Linked DNA regions of Mus musculus: region 1 is linked to region 2. Evidence: chromatin loops called from intact Hi-C (ENCODE). Cell type or tissue: gastrocnemius. All regions are shown on one strand. Region 1 overlaps Marf1 (meiosis regulator and mRNA stability 1). Region 2 overlaps Myh11 (myosin, heavy polypeptide 11, smooth muscle).

What was found. Hi-C counts contacts between places; a loop is a spot of excess contacts. Peaks named below come from ENCODE experiments on the same cell type or tissue, not always from the same donor. Only the 100,000 strongest peaks of a DNase experiment are listed, where the experiment ranks them.
Region 1: a loop joins it to region 2, with 2.2 times the contacts of the local background. A loop is called at or near these places in 5 of 42 quality-filtered maps.

Annotation. Positions count from the first base shown.
Region 1 is chr16:14,145,097-14,150,096 of GRCm38, forward strand. It overlaps Marf1 (meiosis regulator and mRNA stability 1), which reads right to left. Exons shown (of 27, transcript NM_001081154.2): 5 at 3,920-4,146; 6 at 1,628-1,745; 7 at 821-993. Among named protein-coding and RNA genes, the nearest start is that of Marf1, 12 kb to the right of the region's middle. In gastrocnemius, a CTCF peak has its summit at 2,805 (motif pointing right); no DNase peak of the experiment used is centred here.
Region 2 is chr16:14,193,040-14,198,039 of GRCm38, forward strand. It overlaps Myh11 (myosin, heavy polypeptide 11, smooth muscle), which reads right to left. Exons shown (of 41, transcript NM_001161775.1): 41 at 1,488-2,145. The coding sequence ends at 2,013. Among named protein-coding and RNA genes, the nearest start is that of Nde1, 32 kb to the left of the region's middle. In gastrocnemius, a CTCF peak has its summit at 2,561 (motif pointing left); a DNase peak (open chromatin) is centred at 2,568; H3K27ac peaks cover 2,013 bases.

The sequences.
Region 1 (5,000 bases), 48 kb before region 2:
TTTTGAGACAGGGTCTCACGATGCAGCCCTGGCTGAACAGGAGCTATGCAACCCAGGTTAGCCTGGAACTTGTGAGACACTGCTTCTAACTTTTAAATGTTGAGATTACAGGTATATGTCCCAAGTACTGGGTTGGACATAATCGTTTATAAGATACACCTGCAACCATAAAGTGATTTTATGAAATTATATATTAAAAGTGCATTTAATGTATTACTGTCATTCTCCTGGAATGGAAGAATGGAAGTCTTTCCTATCACTGCTAGAATTTCTTTCAGAGTTACACATGCATTCCCCCAAGCAGTATACACATGGCTCAGCTCTGTGGCAATCATCCTTATCCCAAATCAATTCTAGAAAATGTTGAGCCTGGGAATGTGTTCACACTCTCCTAATATACATATCCTACAACACCCAGTGGCCCCATGCACGACAAGATACATACTGAAACAAGCACAGCTTCTGGTAGCTTAGGGAAAAAAAAAATCGCCCGAGATGCACGATTGTTCTGCGTATCTGAAGGCAGACACACAAGAATGTGAGCTCTTGCCATGCTCTTTACCCATAATACCTGGGAGCAAAACGATGCTTCTTCCACTTTTCCATCCATTTTATATGAAAAAGCATCTCTAGCACTGGGGACAATGGCAAGTGCCTATCTCTGAAGTAAAGCCACAAGCTTGGAAGTCCTCAAAACAAATGAGATAAGAGAGAGGCTCAAAAGGCTGCAGTAGGCTGTGATGCTTTCCATTGGACTAGGCAGTCTCTCTGTCTCCAAAATCTACCTAGAAAACAGCAAAGGCAACAGAAACCCACTCACAGGAATCTTCAGTGGTAACCGAGGGGGGAGATCAGAAATGAACTCTTCAAATCTGATCAGCTGGTTAGCATGATGTAACAAGGCTTCAGAGGCCTGGTTTTTATGTACCAAAATGATGTGGAAACCGTGCCGGTGCCTAAGATCACTGAGTTCCAACGCAAAATTGACATCAGCTGAAAGGAAAAATACAAGCATTAGAAACATTCAACAGAGATAGCCCTGGACAGCTAGTGCCATGTATAAGAAGGCAGGCAGACCAGGCTCAGGCTCAGGCTCAGGCACTCTCCCCCTTTTGAACAAGAGCACATTTCTCTCGAAGGGTTAGCATGACAGGGCAATCACATCACACACATAAGACCTGGCTACCTTCTAATATTAACAGAGAGCAGGTACTAACACGTTGGGGAGACACAAATCTGAAATTATTCATCTTGCATTTTTTAAGTTCTAATACCCACCCCCACATACACACAAAATAAAACAAACATTTTCTTGAATAAACTGGCTCTGCAATAACTCATGGAGAACAACTAAAAAATTAGATTCTGTTTTCTTTCTTAAGTTTTTCAGTTAACTGTTCTCTATGTAGCCCAAGCCAGTCTGCATGCTTGACCCTCCTGCCTTAGCCTCCTACATGCTGAGATTATAGGATGGGGTAAGCTACACCAGGCGGTAGACTCAGCTGTGTCTCTAAACAGCTGCAAACAATCAGTACTGCGGGCCCTGTGTTCACGTCTCTATGATTCTTTGGCTTGTCATTTCTGATAATTCCCATGCACTGAGTGTGGTTAAAACTTTGACACTTACTTGACACAAGAACCACAGTAGCTGGAGCAGTGTGCGTGTTTGCGAACCTTCGCAGGCTCTGACGGAGTTTATCATCAGCAGCATTCTTTGCAGTAGCATTTATGTGAGCAACGGTTACCTGTGATTATTTATCAAAAGCGTCATTGAACAAGAGTGAGGATTAGAAAACTGCCACACACTTGGTCCACATTATTTTTTAAACAAAGGTCTCACAGTGTAGCCCAGGCTAGTGTTAAGTTCTTGGTCCTCCTACATACTGAGAGTATAGAAATCCTCCCCAACTCCTGACCCTCGTAGGTAGCACAGAAGGAAAGGCTCTTCAGTGACTCTTGTTGGGAGTGCAAGGTTACAAGTGGATCTCAGTTTCTTTCAGAACTGGTTCTCCATGTAAAAAATGGAAGGATTACTGTCCTAATTTTCATTTCTAATTGCTTGAACTTTTTATCTCTCTTAAGAAAAGAATAGGAGAGCTGCGCGTGGTGGCGCATGCCTTTAATCCCAGCACTTGGGAGGCAGAGGCAGGTGGATTTCTGAGTTCGAGGCCAGCCTGGTCTACAGAGTGAGTTCCAGGAGAGCCAGGGCTACACAGAGAAACCCTGTCTCAAAGGAAAGGGAAGGAAAGGAAAAGGAGGGGAGGGGAGGGGAGGGGAGGGGAGGGGAGGGGAGGGGAGGGGAGGGGAGGGGAGGGAAAGGAAGTCAACTTCCAAGTCACTAAGCTTTCCACGATGTATTTCGTTCACAATCTGCAAGGTTAAGGTACACTGTGGAGTTCTATTTTATCACCTGTCTATGTCATCCACTGTCTGGAGACTACAGAATCTGGGGCTGCATGACAGATGGAAGAGAGAATAGCACCCCTAAGAAAGCCAAAACTACCAACTCTTGTTAAGATTATTACACTTAAACAAAGCTGTCTCCAAAGTACTTCAACCACATTATAATTTTCATTTAGATTTGACAGTTTGTGTAAGTGTATATCATAGAATATATATGTGTATGTGTGTTGCATATATAGTTCTATGCAGAAATATGAAATTTTAGTGGCATTATTTATTCAAGAGCCAAAACATCTGGAGTCTATTATAGCTTTACAGCAGACTTTGAGGTCAGCCTGCCTTGATTTTTTTCTAAAGGTTTGTTTATTTATTATGTATATGTGTTCTACCTGCATGTATTCCTGCAGGCCAGAAGAGGGCATCAGATCACATTATAGATATGAGCCACCATGTGGTTGCTGGGCATTGAACTCAGGACCTCTGGAAGATCAGCTAGTGCTCTTAACCATTGAGCCATCTCTCCAGCCCTAGTCTCCCTTGATTTAAATTTTAGTTCTTAATGCTGTGCATGATGGTGCATGCCTTTAATCTCAGCACCCAGGAGACAGAGATAGGCAGATCTCTGTGAATTCAAGGCTGGTGTCATCTATATACCAACTTCTAGGCCAGACAGGGCTATCTGCTAAGAGTCTGTCTCTAAATAAATACTCTAATTCTTTCATTTATTAGCAATATACTCACAAAGAAGTGATCTTAGATCTTCAATTACATCTACAAATAATCCATCCATTTTGAATGCCTACCTAACAGAGCAGGGTGAAGCCGAAGCAGACAGCACACATGACCACTGTAATGCATGGTGTCAAGATACAAGCAGCACTACTCAAAACTGTGTGTGGTTTTCTCCCATTTGAAGATAGCATAAAAAATAATATCACAGGCTGGAGAGATGGCTCAGTGGTTAACAGCACTGACTGTTCTTCCAGAGGTCCTGAGTTCAATTCCCAAAAAACTACATGGTGGCTCACAACCATCTGTAATGGGATCCAATGCACTCTTTTGATGTGTGTCTGAAGACAGCAGCCATGTACTCATATAAATAAAAAAAATAAATAAATCTTTAAAAAAAGAAGAAGAAAGATTCTAGCTTCTAAAAAAAATAACAATATCACTAAACCAATCTGGAATTGGGATTTTAAACACAGCACCTCGAATAATCACATGTACTTATTCTGCTAATAACCACAGCAGATTAACAATTTTACAGATTTCATTATTTTAAATTTTCTATGTGTGTGGGTATTTTGCCTGCCTGTATGTCTGTGTACCACATGTGCACCTGGGAGTAGGATGCCTGAAACTGAAGTTACATACAGATGGCTGTTAGCCACCATGTGGGTTCTGGGAACTGAATTCCAGTCCTCTGGAAGTCAGTGCTGAGCTACTTCTCTGGCCCTCAGCAGATTACAAAGCTTAAAAAACAAACAAACAAACAAACAACAACAAAAAACCTTACCTGACAATTATTCAGCTCTTGAATAACTTCCTTGTTTTCTTTACTGATGTCACACACACAGATAAACTCTGCTTCTCTGTGTCCTCTAAAAAACTTCTCACGGATTCTCTGTACAACAGTTGTTGCTGACCGGCCAGAGGGGACTGAGCAGTTTTCAATATCCCAGAAAACGCCAATGGGGGGGAGGGTCTCCAGCACCTGTCCAGTGACTGCAACTTCTGGTGACCCTTAAGAAATGTTAACACTTCAAGTTACACAAAGTGTAAAACAAACAGCAAGCTAAATTATAATAGGTAACTACCCATCATTCTAAATAGCAGAAACATTAAGTTATTGCTTGCCATTAAATTTAAGGATACCAACTTCACTGGCTAGCCTGAGAAGCAACCATGACATTCCAGTGACATACTGAGACCACTCCTGTTTTTAGTAGCATCAAACCTACAAATCAATGGTTCTATGACCTCATCTCCTGCTGAGCCATGGTGCTTCTCCAGTGATGACCATAAGCTAAGTGGATGCTAAGGGCCCTGGACCTGCTTCTACCTCAGTACAGGGCTAGCTTCCTATTGGATATGGAAGAGAATTGGAAAGACCATCAAAGTGAAACTATAGCACTGTTTCTCACTTGAAACTGCTCTGGTACATTATGAACATCTGGTTTAACCTTTCAGAGATGTTTTCTTCAATAAAATATCACAGTAACTGCTTTTTAGGGAAATGATTTTGATTGAGAACACTCAGGTTTCAAATACTATTAATAATGGCACTATGAGGGGCCTAGCAAACACATAAGTGGATGCCCACAGTCAGCTATTGGATGGATCACAGGGCTCCCAACTGAGGAGCTAGAGAAAGTAACCAAGGAGCTAAAGAGATCTGCAACCCTGTAGGTGCAACAACATTATGAACTAACCAGTACCCCGGAGCTCTTGACTCTAGCTACATATGTATCAAAAGATGGCCTAGTCGGCCATCACTGGAAAGAGAGGCCCATCGGACACACAAACTTTATATGCCCCAGTACAGGGGAACGCCAGGGCCAAAAAATGAGAATGGGTGGGTAGGGAAGTGGGGGGGA
Region 2 (5,000 bases):
TGTAAGTAAACAATTGTATGTGTGGTGTATGTAAGTAAACAACTGTATGTGTGGTGTATGTAAGTAAACAACTGTGTGGTGTATGTAAGTAAACAACTGTATGTGTGGTATATGTAAGTAAACAACTGTATGTGTGGTATATGTAAGTAAACAACTGTATGCGTGGTGTATGTAAGTAAACAGTTGTATGTGTGGCGTATGTAAATAAACAGGTTTGCACACATATGCACAGAGATTGATGTTTAGTGTCTCCTCCCCCTTTTTTATTCCATTCATTTACATCTCATGATATCCCACTTCCCAGTTACCCTTCCACAAGCCCCCCCATCTCACAGCCCCCATCTCCTCCCTCCCCTCTGCCTTTATGAGGGTGCTGTCTGTCTTCTTTCCACTTTAGTTTTAAGCCTGTATCCACCGTTAGGTTAGGTTTTCCTCCAGGGTGGGGTTACAGAAGTGTGCCGCCATGCCCAGCTTTTATTTGGGTTTTGTGGCTCTGAACTCAAAGCCTCATACTTGCAAAGCAAGCACCTTGCACACTGAATCTGATTTGTAAAAATCTCTATTGAAGTCAGCTTTTCAGCAGTGATGTCAGGGAAATGTTTGTCAGTCATTCCAGCTATAGCAGCAATCGGCAGGGGATTGATTGGCTTTTCAGCTTTTCAGTATTTCCTATCTTTTTTTTTTAAATCTGTTGAGTCGGGCTTTAGGAAAGTTTGCATGGCTAGAACTTTTGCCAAGCATGTCTCCCTGTCTCCCTTAAGCACTGTAGTTGGAGAATTAAAGGGCCCTGGCCTGCTTCTGTAGGGTTTTCATGCTAAGAACACTTTTCTTAAATGGTTGTTGGGGGTAGGGTGAGATAGCCTTGGAGTTATGGTCAGCCCTGCCTCAGCCTTCCAAGCCCAAGGATTATGGACATGGGCCACCATGCCCTAAGTGGTTTTTGCTTTTTGTTTTGTTTTTAATGGTTTTGCGCATTTTGTTTGAAGATGAATGTGTTATAGAGGCAGATGTGGTCTACAAATCTGAAGTATTTAAGTCCATTATTTGTGCGTGAGAGAGTATATGCCCCAACACTCATGTAGTGGTCAGAGTACACCTAACTTTATGTGAATTCCAAGGATCAAACTCAGGTCATCAGGCCTGCACTGTGGGTAGTGAGCAGCAGTCCTAAATACTGCATGTCTGGCCTTAATAGAGGTGTCCTGCTGACCCCCTCTGCTAGGCCAAAATACTGTATTGCAATTTAAACAGATGAAAGAAACTTTGTACTTAAAATATTGGTTGAATGTGCTGCCCTCAAAAGGCTTGGGTCCAGAAGTACCATGGACTTTGTGTTTGGGGGATGCTGCGATCTTTGTGCAGCTTGGACACAGGGCCCAGTTCTAAACACAGAATTCATTTGGGCTTCGTGTACACTTTCTTGTAGTGGGATCACTGAGAGGATTAAACGAGTTGCCAAGACAACAGCTGGACAGAAGAGCCAACTCCTTTCTCGTGACTTACAACCTTTTATTAGTGAAAGTGACCATGGGTGCAAATAAGTGTGATTGCTCTGCTCCGCTCGCTCTGGGAGCAGTGTTTCTTTTTTTAATTCAGATGACTAAAAAAGTCACTTGGGCGAAGTGAACTGTGTGTCTGAGGTGTGGCAGGCAGGAAAGGGAAGGGAATTTTCAAACGGGATTTCCTCCCAAACTGGAAGGTCAGGCAGGTCAGGGAAAGGTTGGGAGTGGGTTGGGGGCTGTGGCACCCATTCATGTAACTTCCTCATTTCATGTAAACAAAGTTGCTGGTGACTGTGGCTCCTGACCTGTACGTCTTATTTGGATTTTTCTCTGATAGCCCATCTAAGAACTTGAATTCACACCCTTTGTGCAGGGCTGTGGTTGACTCCTGGTGAGGGGTGGAGTGATTTCTGTGACTTGAGAACGAATGGACACAAGTGCTAAGCAGTCTGCTGGGCTCTGCTGTCGTTTAGTGTTCTGTTTTCCCTGACATGGTGTCCAATCCTGAATTTATTCACTGGCTTTGGTTCCATTGAAGTCTGAGTCCCGAGCGTCCATTTCTTCTTCAGAACCATCTGTGTTTTCAATAACTCTACGGCCCCCAGCCCTTCTGGAAGGAACAAATGAAGCCTCGTTTCCTCTCCTATGGGTTTGAAACAGAAAATACACTTGTCTTTAGTAAGAAAATCTCCCAGTGATTGGAAGAGGCAAGATCAAGGTGAGATCAAACACACACTCAACATGAACGAGTCACAAACAAATTCAGGGTGAGTCCTATCTATTCATTTGGCATGGGATTATTGGTTTTAAAATATTAAAATAGGATTCTGGTCTTGTGTTGGGTTGGGAAAAGAAAAAGGCCAAAACAGGTGTAGGGTAGCGCACAGGCCTGGTGTCATCAGGTAGAAGGTTGTAAAATTATAGATAAAACAGCAGGCCTAGTGCTGTTTTATCTATAATTTCCCACAGGAATAAAAAAAAGGCATGATTTTAGGTTTTCAAAGTGGAGAGGGAGAGTTTCTCAGAGTACAAGCTTTAGTTGAAGGGTGACACAGCGCCATCTGCTGGTGTGTAGCTTCCTGCTCTGAGATTCCCCCATGGTAGAGAGATGGTGTCTAATTTGAGTGTATTTTCCTCATCATGGTCACATGATGCAGAACACAAAGTAGATGTTCAAATGAATAGTTGAAAAATTGTTAATCTGAGGTACATTTTTGTTCTAGTGGGCAGGACAGCCCTGAATCTTCACTACTCCAGCTTTCAGCCTCTGCATGTCCCACCCATCCTGGCTATCCAAGTGGCTGATTTTACTGGAAAGGCTAGATATATAGCATGCAGCCTTGGGCAAGAGAGGAAAGTGGACAGAAAGGGGGACAGGTCAGTTTACTTGAAGCTAGCTTTTGCTATCACAAAAGGTTATGTGGATTTTCAGTGACCTAACACATGATCTTGTTGGGTCAGCACAGCCCTGTTTGACCTGAATGTGAATACAGGTGCTAACACATTTTAGTACAGTTTAGAAAACCAACATTGGGTAACAAAAGCAACTTGCTGGCCATAAGGAGGCTGGAGGGAGAAGCCATGATGGTGTGCCCACCCACTGACCCATTCTTTTCCCCAAAGGAACACATTAGACAGGTAATACACAGCAGATAGGGGCCTCCCTGTGTAAACACTTTGGGGTTTTCTTGAGATGTAGCAATCAAGAATAAATGCTTAAAGTTGTAGCCACTCCCAGAATAAGACACTGGGGCCAGCTTCAGAGGGCCATTTCAGAAGGGCTTCTTCTCTTGAGAGGGTGAAGGGCCTGGACTGTGGTATAGAGGGATGACAGTCAGTGCCCCTCTCCTCATGGCTACACTTTGGCTTCTGAACCCAATGGGTGGTGTCCTGGGGCTAGAAAGAGTGTCTAAGTCTACATTAAGGCTCTAGACACTTTTTGCCGTTTGGAACAGTTTATATTTGTTGACTCAAAGGGTTTATCCCTACATTTCAGAAACAAGTCATACCCTCTCATCAAGAGACTACAGCGGCATTGTTCCAGCTCAGGGATCACTATAGGAGGAAGCAGTTCTAAATCCAAGACAAAAGGTTGATACCAACTCTCAGTTATAGGGCTCCTGAAACACAGGTTTGCTTTAAAACCTCCAGGGTCTCATTCTGGAGAACTGTGGATCTTTCCAAGCACTAATAACCTAGTTTATTCTAGGTGCTGTGAGAAGTCTCCACAGGAAATCAGACTTTGTTTCCTGCTGACTGGGGGCTCCTCTGATCCCCCTTGTATCCTTGGGGATGCTCTCTGCAAGACCTCCATAATTTAAAGTATTTGACAGCAAGAGCAAAGTTGAAACTCTACAAAGAACAGGTGGCTCTAAGCAAGGATATCCTTGAGCTCAGCATGAGATACTGGGGACTCCATTGAGCCATTGTTGCCTGGATACACTATGGAGGAATAAAGGTGCTTAAAATCCTAGGGAAGCAGACGCCTCCTTTTGACAAAGGCTCCATGTGCTTTGAGTTTATTCTCCTATCTCTGGACATGTACATGCCCATGAGGCCTCCAGAAAAAGTTCCTACAGTTGGTGTCCAATTCCCACCCTCATGCACTGAAGATGCAGTAAGCTGTGAGCCCCAGTTCAAGCCGTGTGAAGCCCTGGCATCTGTGCTGGGGCAGGGAGTGCTCATGTCCTTTGACAGGACATGCTGAACCATGAGTAGATGAGTTTCTGGGCTGCGGTCACTGTGGCCCTGGGCTTATTTTATTCTGGAATCGTGACCCAGTCAGTTAGAAACCATGTCCATTCTTTAGGGGTGTGTGCAAAGAGTAAGATGCCATATGTACTCCACGGGGTGTCAACCTTACAACACGATGAGAGTCTTGACAGTGTAATAGTGGCTCCGCATGCAGGTAAGAGTAATCCCAGCAAAAGCACAGTTGGTAAAGTGCGTGTTTACCATGCACGAAGCCCTGGGTTCCGTCCTCAGCATCACTTAAAAGAGTATAGCAGTACACACCTGTCATGTATAGCAGTACACACCTGTCATTGTAGCACTTGGGAGGCAGAAACAGGAAGATTTGTAGCTCAAGGCCAAACTGAGCTACATCAGACGCTGTCTCAAAACAACAAACCAAACTAAAATAACAACAAAAACTCCAACATGCAGTATTTTTAAATCTCATGGAGATGTGATCAGAGTGTTTTGCTAGAAGCCATGTTTGACAGAATGCCAGAGGGAAGGACAATGACTAAGGGATGAGGTCTGCTTACATTCCCAGCTCTGAACTAAGCCAAGCCTTTAGAGTTGGGGGGTGGGGGAGTGTCTCACAGAAATTTGCAAGGACTTGGAAAGGGGAAGACACAGGAAAGGGGTGCAGGGCACAGAGGGATGGGGACACAAAGGAAGGGGTGCTGGGCACAGAGGGATGGGGACAAAGGAAGGAGTGCTGGGTACAGAGATATAAGGGACAGTGTGACACACGAGCTGTAAAGCTGGAGG